Regions from separate parts of the Homo sapiens genome. Here region 2 is linked to region 1. A link is an interaction called in ENCODE POLR2A ChIA-PET data of the cell type or tissue named here. Cell type or tissue: PC-9. All regions are shown on one strand. Links, peaks and the distances in the headings refer to the core of each region. The heading gives the core; the rest is flanking DNA.

The links. Peaks named below come from ENCODE experiments on the same cell type or tissue, not always from the same donor. Only the 100,000 strongest peaks of a DNase experiment are listed, where the experiment ranks them.
Region 2: POLR2A ChIA-PET joins it to region 1 with 10 read pairs; 2 of 35 experiments call an interaction of 5 or more read pairs at or near these places.

What each region holds. Positions count from the first base shown.
Region 1 is chr1:35,502,006-35,509,781 of GRCh38, reverse strand. KIAA0319L (KIAA0319 like) reads left to right here. Exons shown (of 21, transcript NM_024874.5): 3 at 2,647-3,170. Among named protein-coding and RNA genes, the nearest start is that of KIAA0319L, 52 kb to the left of the region's middle. RefSeq lists an enhancer at 2,517-2,566. In PC-9, for the core only: no CTCF peak of the experiment used is centred there; DNase peaks (open chromatin) are centred at 1,661, 2,091, 3,631 and 4,281; H3K27ac peaks cover 2,957 bases.
Region 2 is chr1:35,017,155-35,024,930 of GRCh38, reverse strand. It overlaps ZMYM6 (zinc finger MYM-type containing 6), which reads left to right. Exons shown (of 16, transcript NM_007167.4): 3 at 4,464-4,548; 4 at 5,329-5,578. Among named protein-coding and RNA genes, the nearest start is that of ZMYM6, 11 kb to the left of the region's middle. In PC-9, for the core only: no CTCF peak of the experiment used is centred there; no DNase peak of the experiment used is centred there.

The sequences.
Region 1 (7,776 bases), core at 1,622-6,621:
GTTATCTCCATTCGACCTGGGTGCAGGCCACAGCCACATCCCCAGATGTTAGTGATCCCTGGATTTGGGCCATCTGTCTCCTGAACTGTCTCCCAGATAAGAGCAGAGAACCCTGTGTATGCTAATAGTTATGGAGGCTAGAAATCCAAAATCAAGGTGTTAGAAGGGTTGATGTCTTTGGAGACTGGAGGTGGAATTCCTTCCTTGCCTCCCCCTAGCTTCTAGTGGTTGCTGTCAATCCTGGCTTTCCTTGGCTTGCAGCCGTATTGCTCCAATCTCTGCCTCTGTCATCACATGTCGTTTTCTCCATGTGTCTCTCTAAATCATTGATTTTATAGACTTTTCTTCTCTGAAATAAGCATTTAAAATTACGAATGTCCCTCTAGACATTGCTTTAACTGTATCCCACACATTTTTATATATTGTGTTATTTTCATTCTGTTCAAAATATTTTCTAATTTCCCTCATGCAGTTTCAACCTATACCTTAGTAAATCAGTGTTCAGCCAAAACTGAAGGTGACTACTGTTCAGATTTCTGAAGCTCTTTCTCTGTGTAGCTTCCTCCTTTCTGGTACTTTGTTTAAACATTCTAACTACCAGTCACCCTGAACTCCGTCTCCTCAATTTAGCAACTGCCCTGTTATGCTTGCCTTCTTCTTGCCTGTGCCACAGTCTGGAGCATGCCTCCAGCAGAAAGCCAAGGGATTCATAGAGCTCACCTGGTTTGTTTCCTTTCAGGGATCATAGTCCTGCACTGCCTGTTGTCCAGTGTCTAAAAACAGTTGCTTTATATATTTTGTCTAGTTTTCTAGTTATTCATGGTGGGAAGGCAAGCCCCATAGCAATTCCTTCTTCAAGAGCAGAAGTGGAAGTTGTATTGCATTTTTAAAAATTAAATAATATATCAGCTTAGAAAAAAGCACAGATAATTTTCATCTGTGTTGACCTCTTAAGTATGAGAAAATAGTTATGAGAAGAATGAAGGAAAATTGATATAAAGGTAAAAATAGTAGTTACTGATAAAACAATTTGATTTCAACAAAGTCTGTTCACTCAGTTAGCTGTTACCGAGATTCTTACTATTGGTGCCTGTGTGGAAGGATAAATAAAAATGAGGGGGTATTTCTGTATCTGTTGGTAGCTTGATTTTTTTTTCGTAGTTGGTATTCTTCATCTTTTTTTTTAAGGGAGTTCTATTTTCTGTGGCCTTCTAAATTGCCTCGTCTGGTGTTAGGTTGGTGCCAGTGCTGGCTTCCATAGTGCTCCTGACTCAATACTCTAGAAGCTTGCCTTTACCTTCCTTTTATCTTTGATTAGTTTCCACATTTAGTCCGTTGGACATTTAGTAAGTATTCCGTGGGAGTCAGATTGGCTTTGGCTGATTGTCAGTTGCTTTCGTTAGAGGTCTTTTCAGTTGTGTGTACATGCAGACATGATTATCCATATCTTCAGTGTTTTGATTCTATTGCATATTTTTTCTATGTAATTCTAACATATATTTTATGTTATAAGCCCAGGGCCAGGACTAGGGTAAGGAGAGAGGTGCCCAGAACACAGAATTTAAAGAGACACTCACTATGAAGGTCCTGTGAGCCAACCCTTTGCTGGAATGACTCTGAAAGTGAGCACCTCCTTAAATTTTGTGCCTGAGGCACCTCTCTTGCCTCACCCTAGTTCTGTTTCTATATAACCCTGACAATAGCTGGTAATAGACACCTATAGAGCCAGTACCTTAAAATGAACTCACATAATCACTTCCATTTAGAACAAGTTTTGACTTCATCTAAGAAAACAGAGGTGAGATACTATTTCAGAAAAATCAATGCCATACCTGAAATAATTAAAACAGTCCAAAGTTTATCCATCAGCAACATTAGCCAGAATTTTGGATCATATTATTTAGGTTACCCATAGCATGTCACTGTTGTACTTAGGTTCCATTATTTCTTATCATGACATGACTTGTCATTAGGAAGTTCTTTCTAGCAGAATTGCTCTCGTGGTTAAAATTTTTGGTAATCTTGACTACCACTCTGGCTGATACTATGATATGCAAAACCATTTGACTTTGGCAAATGATTGGTTAAAGAATGAATGTGCCTATTAACTGCATGAGGTTCAGAGTACTCAGTCTGTGTTGCTGCCAGTTTGCTGGGGAAACTGTTCTTCTGGTCCCACAGTTCTCACATTGCTACCTGTTCTTCTGGTCCCACAGTTCTCACATTGTCCCTGAGAAATACCTTGGAGGTGAGTGGGAGGTCATCAGGTATTGGGACTCTGCCCTCTTCCTCCCAACTTGCCACTTCCCTGCATATGCTTCCACCAGAATACCTCTTTTTTTGTTTTTGTTTTTGTTTTTGTTTTCCTGTTTATGAAGTGACATTCTGTGTAAAAGGTCTCCATGGCAGGAACTCATTGAGAAGGAGAACAATTAATGAATGTGGAGCAGTATTTCTAGAACCTAAAATATCCGAAGACAAAAAACACTCTCTTTCACTTCCTTTGTTCCACTCACTAGATGGCTTTCTCACCCTCTTAAAAACTCGTCTTCAAAATAACCTCAAATGTTGGTTCTCAGGGCTCTTTATGGAGCAGTAGTCTCTGTTTTTATTTCATCTGAAAATGTTTTCATTCTTTGTTTTTAGATGCCAGTGAGAGCAGGTGCCAGCAGGGGAAGACACAATTTGGAGTTGGCCTGAGATCTGGGGGAGAAAATCACCTCTGGCTTCTTGAAGGAACCCCCTCTCTCCAGTCATGTTGGGCTGCCTGCTGCCAGGACTCTGCCTGCCATGTCTTTTGGTGGCTAGAAGGGATGTGCATTCAGGCAGACTGCAGCAGGCCCCAGAGCTGCCGGGCTTTTAGGACACACTCCTCCAATTCCATGCTGGTGTTTTTAAAAAAATTCCAAACTGCAGATGATTTGGGCTTTCTACCTGAAGATGATGTACCACATCTTCTGGGGCTAGGTTGGAACTGGGCATCTTGGAGGCAGAGCCCACCCAGAGCTGCACTCAGACCTGCTGTATCTTCCAGTGACCAGCAGAGCTTAATCAGGAAGCTTCAGAAGAGAGGTAGTCCCAGTGACGTAGTTACACCTATAGTGACACAGCATTCTAAAGTGAATGACTCCAACGAATTAGGTGGTCTGACTACCAGTGGCTCTGCAGAGGTAAGCATGCTATGAATAAGGAGCAGAGAAATGGTTAAATCTGCTCTTACATTTGGTATATATGAGCAATGAAGCTGATGCTTGCGGGCAGTGCTCATAGGCTGAGGAGTGTATATATAAAGCTGCTTGGTGTCAGCTTCTTTGGTGCTGCCCAGATGTACAAAGGGTAATTTGACCCTAGAGATGTTCATGCTATGTAGGTCTGACCATTGTTTTGGTAAATGCAGAAAGCTGCTCATTATCTAGTCTAAGCTGGTTCTTGGCTACAGGTAAGTACAGTTGTATGGCTGTTAGTATTCACCAACCATTCTGCAGTATTTTCTGCCAAATTGCAAAACAGTTGATTGATGTGGTTACAGTCAAGTTCTCCTCCATCTCTCGCCTGTAAACACATTCTTTATGAGGTAGTTTCTATTCCAGTCAGAATTAACCATGCTTGGTACTACAGATTAAGATCTGACCTGCTGGGCTGTGGAGCAGGATGTGGCCATTAGCCAAGAGGTCTCTGGAGTGAATTCTCACCAAGCTGTATATGCCAAGGGAGATACCACCAGTAGAGTTTATTCTGCTTATTATGTTTCTTCATTGTTGATCTCCTTGGGGAAATGATTAAAAGGAATGACTCACTCTCTGCTCAGTCTTCCTTGATTGCTGTGACTTATTTTTGTATTTGTTTTGTCCTAGTTGTCTCTATCAAGTTGAAGCCAGAGTGGGCTATGACATGCCAAGCGCTCTGTGTACTAATTGTTGCACTGTATCATTTTGTTTAATTTTCATAGCAATATTTCCAAGTAGGCATTATTAGCCCTGTTTACCTGGTGAGAAAACTGAGGCCCAGAGAGGTTAAACAGTTTGCCAGTGATCATGCAGCATAGCTAGAATTGGAACCCAGATTTAATATTAAGAAAAAAACTTTTTAGTGCAGTATTAGAGAACAATCCTAGATTTAATATGCCCATAAACATTTATGGCTACCTACTGTCAATGTCAGGCACTTTTCTAAGCCTTAGAGATACAAAGGTGAATAAGAATGGTTCATTCCCTCAGGGAGTTTATAATCTAGTGGAGACTGATACATGAAGATAGGTATTTACAGTGGTGTATAATTATTGCATTAACATACTTATGTACACAATGCAGTAAGAACACAAGAAGTGATTCACTTCAGCAGGCAAGTGGTGTGTATGTGCAGGTAAGACTTCTCCGAGATGTTTAACATTTCTTGAAGGATGTGTAGGATTGTACTGGGGTGGGGTTAATGGTGGTAAAAAAACATTCTGGACAGAGCCACAGTGTATGTAAAGGCTCGGTCATAGTCATTGTGTATTTACTTGCGAGGTACTATACTAAGCTGGATACTGGGAATATTACAATAAATAAGATGAATATCATTTCTGCCTTAACAAGGCTTATACTCTGGCAAGGAATATTACATTTCTAATAATTAAATTATTATAATAATTATAAGCTTGATGTGGGTAATGAGAGGGTAAATACAGAGTGCCGTGAAAGCATCCAACAGGCACCTAATACAAACTAAGGTGTCAGGTTAGGCCACTTTAAAGAAAGAAAGTTTAAGCTGATATTTGAAGTAGGAATTCGGAAAAGAAACAGGGAAAAAGAGTATTTCAGGCAGAGGAAATAACAATTTCAAAGTGTGTTAGGTGCCCTAGAATATGGCGAGCTCAAGAAATTGGGAGAGACTGGTGTTGCTGGGCAAACGGAGAAAGAGAGCTGGTGGTGAAAGAGAAGTCTTGAGAGGTATGCAGAACCTTGAGGCCTTATTAAAATACTGGTTTTTATCTGAAGATCAGTGGGAAACCATTAGGGAGTTTTAAGTAGGGAATGACATAATCAGATAGTGGCTATGTGGTGAGTAGACTGGAAAGGGCGAGAATATACAGTTGACCCTTGAACAGTGTAGGGGTTAGGAATGTCAACCCTTTGTGCAGTTGGAAATTTGCATAAACTTCAGAATCCCCCAGAATGTAGCTACTAAAAGCCTGCTGTTGACTGGAAGCCTTACCAATAAGATAAACAGTCGATTAACACATATTATGTATGTCATATGCATTATATACTGTATTCTTAAACTAGATAAAATGTTAAGAAAATTGGCTGGGTGTGATGGCTTATGCCTGTAATCCCAGCACTTTGGGAGGCCAAGGCGGGCGGATCACAAGGTCAGGAGATCGAGACCATTCTGGATAACACGGTGAAACCTTGTCTCTACTAAAAATACAAAAAGTTAGCCGGGCGTGGTGGCAGGCGCCTGTAGTCCCAGCTACTCGGGAGGCTGAGGGAGGAGAATGTCGTGAACCTGGGAGGTGGAGCTTGCAGTGAGCGAAGATTGCGCCACTGCACTCCAGCCTGGGCAACAGAGTAAGACTCTGTCTCAAAAAAAAAAAGGGAAGAAAATCATAAGGGGCTGGGCACGGCAGCTTATGCCTGTAATGTCAGCACTGGGGTAGGCTGAGGCAGGTGTATCAATTGAGGTCAGGAGTTCAAGACCAGCCTGGCCAACATGGTGAAACCCCGCCTCTACTAAAAATACAAAAATTAGCGAGGTGAGGTGGTGCACACCTGTAATCCCAGCTACTTGGGAGGCTGAGGCATGAGAATCGCTTGAACCCAGGAGGTGGAAGTTGCAGTGAGCCGAGATTGCACCACTGCACTCCAGCCTGGGCGACACAGCAAGACTCTGTCTCAAAAAAAAAAAAAAAAGAAAATCACAAGGGAAAATATACTTAGTATTCATTAAGTGGAAGTGGATCATCTTATAGGCATCCTTATTGTCTTCACGTTGAGTAGGCTGAGGAAGAGGAGTAGTTGGTCTTGCTGTCTCAGGCGGCAGAGGCACGAGAAAATTCACATATAAATGAACCTGCGCAGTTCAAGCCTGTGTTGTTTAAGGGCCAACTGTATATGGCCTGGTAAAATAGGAGGCTTTTCAGGCAAGAGAACCATTGTACTAAAAAAGGAGATTAAAGACAGGAAAAGGGATAAATAATGAATAATCCCTTAGAGCTGTGGTTCTCAAACTTTAGCATGCATCAGACTCACTTGAAGGCCTTGTTAAAAATAAATTGGTCTTTGTTTCTTGCTCTGAAGAGATGGAAATAAAAAAGATTGCCGGGCCCCAACTCCATAGTTTCTGACTCGGTAGGTCTGGAGTATGTTCTGAGAATTTGCATTTCCAGAAAGTTCCTGGAGTGTGCCAATGCTGCTGCCCAGGGACCAGAACCACTGCCTTATAGGGCAGGAAGGTTAGAATACTGAGCACAGAGTACAGTATTAGTCTTAAGCAGGATACTTCCTTCATTGTGACAGAGAGAAAGGATTGGGTAGGACACAGCTAGGGTGGGTTTATATACTGGGTAGAAGGAAATTGTTGTAGTTCTCATCTCTTTCTTGTTTTTTCTTAAGTGTGATAGATCATTTATGGATAGTAGAAACAGAGGTAGAGGTAGATGGGATTGGGGGGAGTGGGTAATAGACAGGAAAATCAGAGGTTTAGAGAGTGGGGTAAAGGTCTAAAATAGCCATCGTGAAGGATAGAAGATGGCAAACTAGGTAAGAAAATAGAAATATTGCTGGGTAGCCTTGAAGATGGAGATCATGCATTTATAACAGTGGTACTGATCTTTAAGTTGTGTGATTCTCCTCAGTAGCTCTCAGCAACTCTGTCAAGAAAAGCCTGATAATTTGATTCATCCAAGATAGGAACTTTGCTAGGTAGTTTGTACAGAAGGAAAATGAGGTATGGAAATCGAGGTTGTTGTAAAAAGAGTGATGAGAGATAGTATGAGAAAGTATAAAAAGAGGCAAAGATAGCAAGGCGCTACAGAAGTAGACAAGTTTGGCATTTAGTGGTTACCATGATGGGAAGCAGATGTCAGAGGAATGGGTAATTGTGAGTGCTGGAAGGATAGGAGGCGGTGGTCAGAGTATGTAATATTTGAATTTAAGATTTTGGAGGTGGTAAAGTTCTGATGGCAGAATCTAGGGTGAGCTGTGGAAGAGGGTTGCTGGGGTAGAGTGGAGAAGAAGTTTATTGGAGGCAAGGAGCTCAAAGAACCCAGCAAGCTCAAAGAACGTGTTAAATGAGTTACCCATGTGGACACTGAGGTAGTCTTTAATGATGGTGATGGTGATGATGATGATGATGATGATGATGATGATGATGATGACAGCAGCAATAACTGATGTTTACTGAGCATTTACTATATGCCAGGTACCATTCAGAACCCTTTACGTGTATTAACTCTTAATCTATACAGCAAATCTTGTGAATTACTATTACTGTTCCTGTTTTTTTTTTCTTTTTTTTTTTTTCTTGAGACAGAGTCTCACTGTGTCACCAGGCTGGAGTGCAGTGGTGCGATCTTGGCTCACTGCAACCTCTGCCTCTGGGTTCAAGTGATTTTACTACCTCAGCCTCCAGAGTAGCTGGTACCACAGGGGTGTGGCACACCCAGCGACTTTTTTTGTATTTTTAGTAGAGATGGCATTTCACCATGTTGGCCAGGGTGGTCTCGATCTCCTGACCTCGTGATCCGCCTGCCTCTGCCTCCCAAAGTGCTGGGACTACAGGCATGAGTCACTG
Region 2 (7,776 bases), core at 1,619-6,618, 480 kb after region 1:
CTCCACTGCACTCCAGCCTGGGCAACAGAGCAATATTCCATCTGAAAAAAAAAAAATACAAAATCACAGTCTTAGGTAAGTGCTTTAAAATTGTGTGAGGTGCATTGGGAGCATAGGGGAAGGAGCCCTAAATCTATATGGGAAGGAGAGGAAGGTTTCACATAGCAGGTAGCAATTGTATTATAAAAATTGACTAAGAGTTTCAGACAGAGAAAATATAGCAGAGAAAATAGCCACGTCATGGAGGGGTGAGAGAATGTGGTGTGTTTAATAGTTGAGTATCAACAATAAAGTGGGAAAAGATAATAGATTTAAAAATGGTTAGGTAGGATTGATCAAATTTAGAGATTGTTTATGGGTGTGAAGGTCAAAGAGGAGTCCAAGGATACTTACAGGTTTTGGGGTTTATGGTGATACCATTTACTGAGGGGTTAGAACAGGATTTTGGAGGAAGTACTAAGTGCAGTTTGAGGTCTGTTGTGTTTAAAGGGCTTGTGGGACATTCAAGTGGTAAACTGCACAAGGAGGCATTTGCACATAAAAATCTGGGATTTGAGATTAGAAAGTTATCTACTTGGAGATGTAGGGCTTCCAGATAAAATACAGGATGCCAGGTTAAATTTGACTATCAAATAAACAATGGTGATTTTTACTATAAGTGTATTGCTTGCAATACTTGGAACATAATTATTCTAAAATAGCACTATTTCAGCTATAGCTAAAAAGAAGGTTTCCTTTTCCTGTAAGATAGCAGGACAGTTTGCTGAGCAATTTGTAGGTAAGGTGGAGGGGGCTGAGGGATGTTGAGGGAGTTCTTAGTTACTTGTTTTTACCTGGTGCAATTGAAACATCAATGAGCAGGAAAGATGTGGAGTTGGGACTCGTGAGCTATGAAGGTTTAGAAAAATTACTTTGTGAGGTAAAAGAAACTGGTCAGGGAAATATAACAGAAATACTAGAAAAATTTTAGAAATTGAGTTGATAAGGCAAAGAAATTTTTATTGAATCTGGCCGGGCGCGGTGGCTCATGCCTATAATCCCAGCACTTTGGGAGGCCGAGACGGGCAGATCACGAGGTCAGGAGATCGAGACCATCCTGGCTAACACGGTGAAACCCCGTCTCTACTAAAAATACAAAAAAATTAGCCAGGCATGGTGGTGGGCGCCTGTAGTCCCAGCTACTCCGGAGGCTGAGGCAGGAGAATGTCGTGAACCTGGGAGGCGGAGCTTGTAGTGAGCCGAGATCGTCCACTGCATTCCAGCATGGGTGACAGAGCGAGATTCTGTCTCCAAAAAAAAAAAAAAAATTTTATTGAATCTTAAACACTCATTTTGGTAATTTGAAGATGTATATAATATTTTTAATGTCCTCTTCATTTTGCAAGTGTCAATAAATATTGTTATTTAAGTATAATGTTTAAGAACATGCACTTTGGATTGAATAGACTTAGATTCCTTCATTTAGCAAGTATTTATTAAATGCCAGTTATGAAACTAATAAATAAGTATGAGAACTAGCATTTTGGCCAGGTGCAGTGGCTCACGCCTGTACTCCCAGCACTCTGGGAGGCCAAGGCGGGCAGATCACCTGAGGTCAGGAGTTCGAGACCAGCCTGACCAACATGGAGAAACCCCGTCTCTACTAAAAATACAAAATTAGCCAGGCGTGGTGGCGCATGCCTGTAATCCCAGCTACTGGGGAGGCCGAGGGAGGAGAATCGATTGAACCCTGGAGGTGGAGGTTGTGGTGAGCTGAGATCCGCCATTGCACTCCAGCCTGGGCAACAAGAGCGAAACTCCATCTCAAAAGAAAAAAAAAAAGAACTAGCATTTTGTGTACATATCGTGCTTGCTTTTGACTAACTGTAAGATGTCATTCTGTATACCTTATTTATATTAAGTCATTTGCCCCCTCCCTCCCCGTTGGCCCTATGGGTTAGGTAATATTATCTTTATTTTACAGATAAAGAAATTGAAACTAAGAAAGATTAAATAGCTTGTTTAGGAGTCAAGATCATATCTGTTTCTGTCTGCTGTTAGAACCTATAGTCATTACTGTTATGTTGACTGTGTTGGGCGATTGGGTATACAGGGGTGAGAAAAACAGGTATTGTCCATAATGGATGTGATCTTTTTAGTCTAATGTGTGTGTAGGGGGAAGGATGAATGTTAAGCATTAATCAAATTATCCAAATAAGCAATGAAATGATTTACTATGGTAACTGCTGTGAGAGAAAGGAGATGGGAGAGACTACTGCAACAGGGGAACTTAATTTCAGTTGGACCAGAGTTTGAATTCATTGTAGTAATTACTTTATATTTTCACATCTATGACAGTGCTATCTTGGGTTTTAGAACAGAGAGACTGGCTGGGTGCGGTGGCTCATGCCTGTAATCCCAGCACTTTGGGAGGTGGAGGTGGGTGGGTCACCTGAGGTCAGGAGTTCAAGACCAGCCTGACCAACATGGTGAAACTCTGTCTCTACTAAAAATACAAAAATTAGCTGGGCATGGTGGTGAGTGCCTGTAATCCCAGCTACCCAGGAGGCTGAGGATCACTTGAACCCGGGAGGGAGAGGTTGCAGTGAGCCGAGATGGCACCATTGCACTCCAGCCTGGGCTACAGAGCGAGACTCCGTCTCAAAAAGAAAAAAAAAACAAAACAGAGAGACTGGGTTTGATTCCCATCTGTGCACGTAGTCTCTTTGTGACCTTGGGCAAGTTGCTGAACATCTCTTAGCTTCACTTTCCTCATCTATAAAGAAGGCATATCTTATAGAGAGCACCTCTTTGGGTGCTCATAATACATATCATGGGAAGTGGTGAATTAATGCAATGGTTCCTAGTTTTTGGCATTTAATAGTCTAAAGAAATTTCTAAAGTAACTTTGGAACTAACATAGCTACTCATTTATTTTGCTATGTGTGGAGAGATTAAAAATACAACTGCCATTTATTACCATCATTGATTCAGAAAAGTAAGACTTTTTAAAAAACTTCCTGTTTTGAAATATGTAAGGGTATTTTAACATTAAAAAAAAGGATGGTTGCAATTTCAGAATAAAGATAGGCATTTACATTTTAAAAATGTTTCATGATTACATTTTGTTTTAAAACGTTTTAAAGAATGTGGTAAGAATAAATAGGATTTTGTCTGTGATGATTTTATGTATAATGAGCAGATTGCATTGACACTCTTGTATCTTTTCTGCCATTAACAGAAAAGGCAGCTTGTAAATCTAAAATGATTGAAATCCAAACTCTAAATCATTCAGATTTAACTTTTCTTTTTTTCTTTTTCTTTTTTTTTTTGAGGCAGAGGCTCGCTCTGTTGCCCAGGCTGGAGTGCAGTGGCACAATCTTGGCTTACTGCAGCCTCCTCCTCCCGGGTTCAAGTGATTCTCCTGCCTCAGCCTCCTGGGTAGCTGGGACTATAGGTGTGAGCCACCACGCCCAGCCAGATTTAATTTCATTTATTGCTCCTTTTTGCCGGGTGCAGTGGCTCACACCTGTAATCCCAGCACTTTGGGAGGCCAAAGTGGGCGGATCACCTGAGGTCAGGAGTTCCAGACCAGCCTGGCTAACATAGCAAAACCCCTTCTCTACTGGAAAAAAACACAAAAATTCGCCGGGTGTGGTAGCGCAAGCCTGTATTCCCAGCTACTTGGGAGGCTGAGGCAGGAGAATCGCTTGAACCTGGGTGTTGGAGGTTGCAGTAAGCCAAGATCACGCCATTGCACTCCAGCCTGGGTGACAGAATGAAACTCCAGCCTGGGTGACAGAATGAGACTCCATGTCAAAAAAAAAAAAAAATTTTTTTTTTCATTTATTACCCCCTTTTAAACACACTACCTAAAAAATAGGTAGTGCTCAGCATTTGGAATAGCTATGTATTACTCCCATATATCAAAATTTCATTTGAAAAGTAGATAAAAGTATTTTAAAAGATTCTCTAATTCTGAAAGATTGTCTTTGTAAAGATTAGTGTAATAACTTGTAAATTTTGACTTTTGAGGTGCTTGTGAAGGTATTTATGATTAGACTGTTTAAGAGATGAATAGGGCCGGGTGTGGTGGCTCACGCCTGTAATCCCAGCACTTTGGGAGGCTGAGGTGGGTAGATCACAAGGTCAGGAGTTCGAGACCAGCCTGGCCAATGTGGTGAAACCCTGTCTCTACTAAAAATACAAAAAATAGTTGGGTGTGGTAGCACATACCTGTAGTCCCAGCTACTCGGGTGGCTGAGGCAGAAGAATCGCTTGAACCTGGGAGGCAGAGGTTGCAACGAGCTGAGATCGCGCCACTGCACTTCAGCCTGGGCACCCAAGTGAGACTCCATCTCAAAAAAAAAAAAAAAAAAAAAAGGAGATGAATAGGATAGAATAATTTTTTTTTGCTTGAATTTCTAGTTTACTTACATACATTGTATTCATTGCTCTTTTCTCTTTTCTTTTTTTTTTTAAAGGAGTATGGATGTGTCCAACAGCCAAAAACTCAAGAAAGTAAATTGAAAATTGGTGGTGTGTCTTCAGTTAATGAGAGACCTATTGGTAAGAAATGGAACTGTATAAGTTAGTTACAATTAATTTGCTTATTCTGACTTTTAAAATTGAGGGAAAGCATCTTTTCATGTATGTCTTTCTCTTTCTTTAGAGCTGTGTTTTTTCAAACTGTGAGTAGCTGGTTTTCAGCAGCGTTTTAAAAAATAGAGTAAGATTATATCAGAATATGATATGTGTAGTAAGGAAACATATTGTTTCATAAAACTTCTGTTTCAGTGATTAAATTGTACATACATCCCCACGTTTACAAACATATGTATGTGAGAACTGGGTTATAATATTAAATGTATTTCTTGCGTTGAGTAATGGTTAAAAAAAAATTGAAACCTCTGTTTTAGAGCTCTTATTGCCTCATTAACTGGATTTCAAGATTGGGAATTTGTCCTGAAAAAGAGAGACTGGGCTGGGTTTAGTGGCTAACACCTGTAATCTCAGCAACTTGGGAGGCTGAGGCAGGAGGATCGCTTGAGCTCAGGTGTTTGAGACCAGTCTGGGCAACATACCTTATCTTTGCTAAAAATTAAAAAAAAATTAGCTGGGTGTGGTGGCATGTGCCTGTAGTCCTAGCTACTCAAGAGGCTGAGGCGGGAGGACTGGTTAATCCTGGGAGTTTGAGGCTTCAGTGAGCCTTGATTGCACCACTGCACTCCAGCCTGGGTGACAGTGAGACCGTGTCTCAGAAAAAGAAAAAAGAGAGAGAGAGAGAGAGACTGAGACTGTATATGCATTAGTATTGATACTAAAACTTTTTTTATTTTGTTTTGATAGCCCAGCAGTTGAACCCAGGCTTTCAGCTTTCTTTTGCATCATCTGGCCCAAGTGTGTTGCTTCCTTCAGTTCCAGCTGTTGCTATTAAGGTTTTTTGTTCTGGTTGTAAAAAAATGCTTTATAAGGGCCAAACTGCATATCATAAGACAGGATCTACTCAGCTCTTCTGCTCCACACGATGCATCACCAGACATTCTTCACCTGCCTGCCTGCCACCTCCTCCCAAGAAAACCTGCACAAACTGCTCGAAGTATAAAATTCTTAACATCCCTTTTTACTTTACCTTTTTTTTAGTGTGTATATTGTTTAGTTCAAACATACTGTTGATACTTTAAATCTCTTCAGCATGTATCTGTAGAAATAACTTTTTAGTTAATGGAAGAATTCACCAATTTTAAAGTTTTGCAACATTAAATAAGTGACTTGGTGTTAGAATATTGCCTAAACCAGTTTTCTATCACTTTAAATTTTACTATGGAAAGAAATAACAAATGACATGTGGGAATTGCAGGACTATCCTGTAATTGTAGACACCCACCATTTAAATTTATTTAACAGTTATCTTGAAAGCTATTGGGTATAGCATAAAATAATATCACTCTTTTAATAGTATACAAAAGCTATTTAATTCTTTAAAAAGTAAAAACTCTACATGGTCGCAAAAATGTGTTTATTTCTAATGTCCTTGTGGGGTCATTGTTGCTTTACAATAATGCTTAGATGCAGAGAGAGGAAAAAACAGCAACAAAGTCACATAAATCTTTCCCTGACTTAGTACATTTGAAGGATTTGGCATATTTTGCCTATTTCTGTGGTAGTGTAATTTGAGGAATACAGTGTGTTGTTAATAGTCACTACAGGCAAAAAACAGTAAGAGCTTGCTTTTAAATTGTGGCTCTGTCATTTATCTCTGTGACTTCGGGCTAGATGTTTAACTTTCTAAGCCTCCATTTCTCATCAGTAAATAATAGTTGCTTCCTAGGACTTTAATGAGACAGTGTTAGCAAATGGCCTAGCACATAGCAAGTACTTAAAAAATGGAATCCTGTTATTATTAATAATAAAAATTATATCGTGCGATTATTTATAATTAACATAAATAAATATAATAAATATATGTGTATATAATACATATTACTATGTATACTTAACATATCACTTGTAGGCCCCTATTTTGTCTTTGGCTGTGTTTATCTGCTTTGTGTCTTGACTTAAACTATTTAAAAGTAGATCCTGCTATATGGAAATTTCCAAGTAAAGAGGAGAGAGGATTTTTTTTTTTCTTTGTTGCCCATGGTAGAGTGATCACAGCTCACTGCAGCCTTGAACTCCCCGGGCTCAGATGATCCTCCCACCTCAGCCTTTCAAATAGCTGGGACCACAGGCGCATACCACCATGCCCGACTAATTTTTGTATTTTTTTGTAGAGATGGTTTTGCTATGTTGCCCAGGCTGGTCTCAAACTCCTGGGCTCAAGCAATTAGCCTGCCTCAGCCTCCTAAAGTGCTGGGACTATTGGTGTGAGCCATCACATGTGGCCAGGAGAGAGGAATTTTAAAATATTTATATACTCTAAATTAGTTTGTTGCAAAATACCATTCTAATTAATGCTTTTATGTCATTCTCATGAAACTAATCTGAAAGAGTAAACTTAGTTTTCTATTTTTAGATATTGTTTCAACATACCAAATACCAAAATAAAATTAAATAATTTTAAAGAACATAACACAACTTATACATCCAAATGCCTATTGTTTTCTTAAAAGTAGTCACCCCCGTCAGTGACTTTTTAGCATAAGGTTAGGAGACAGATTCTTATCTTTTCAGCATGCATTTGATTTTTACAAATTTTCAAAGGCTGCTTGATACCTTAATCAGGCCAATATATTAGCTAATTAAATTAAGTCATACTGTTAAAACATGATATTTATAAAATTAAAAGTTAAAAAATAGTCTAAGGGTTTATCTTAAGTTTTATCTTAAAAAAATTAGAAAAATGTTTTGAGCTATGTTATTGTTGGAAGGTGTGGTTTTTCTACGGTAAATGTTACGATATAACACTCATTTGCATGTGTAAGGTTCAGAGTACACTTATAATTTATGTGCACAGATTTTCATTATAAAGTCATTCTCTTTGATTTACATATTTTTACTTGCTATTTTTGTACTTATTATGCCACTGGCAGATTCACCTTATTAAGTGAAACTCTTTATTGCTCTGTTTTCAGTAGAAAAATCACTTTTCAAAATTAATACTTCATCTGTGTATAAGCATATTCTTTTGGTTTCTAAGATTTGCTGTCATATTTTTAAAGTTGAGTTTTAAAGAATTAAAATAATTTTTGTTGTTGTTATTTTCTCATGGTTTACCATTGAATATACCTGTATAATAAAGGTGCAGGATGGGAGGCAGGATAGTGGAATAATTAATTCCATAGACTAGAATCA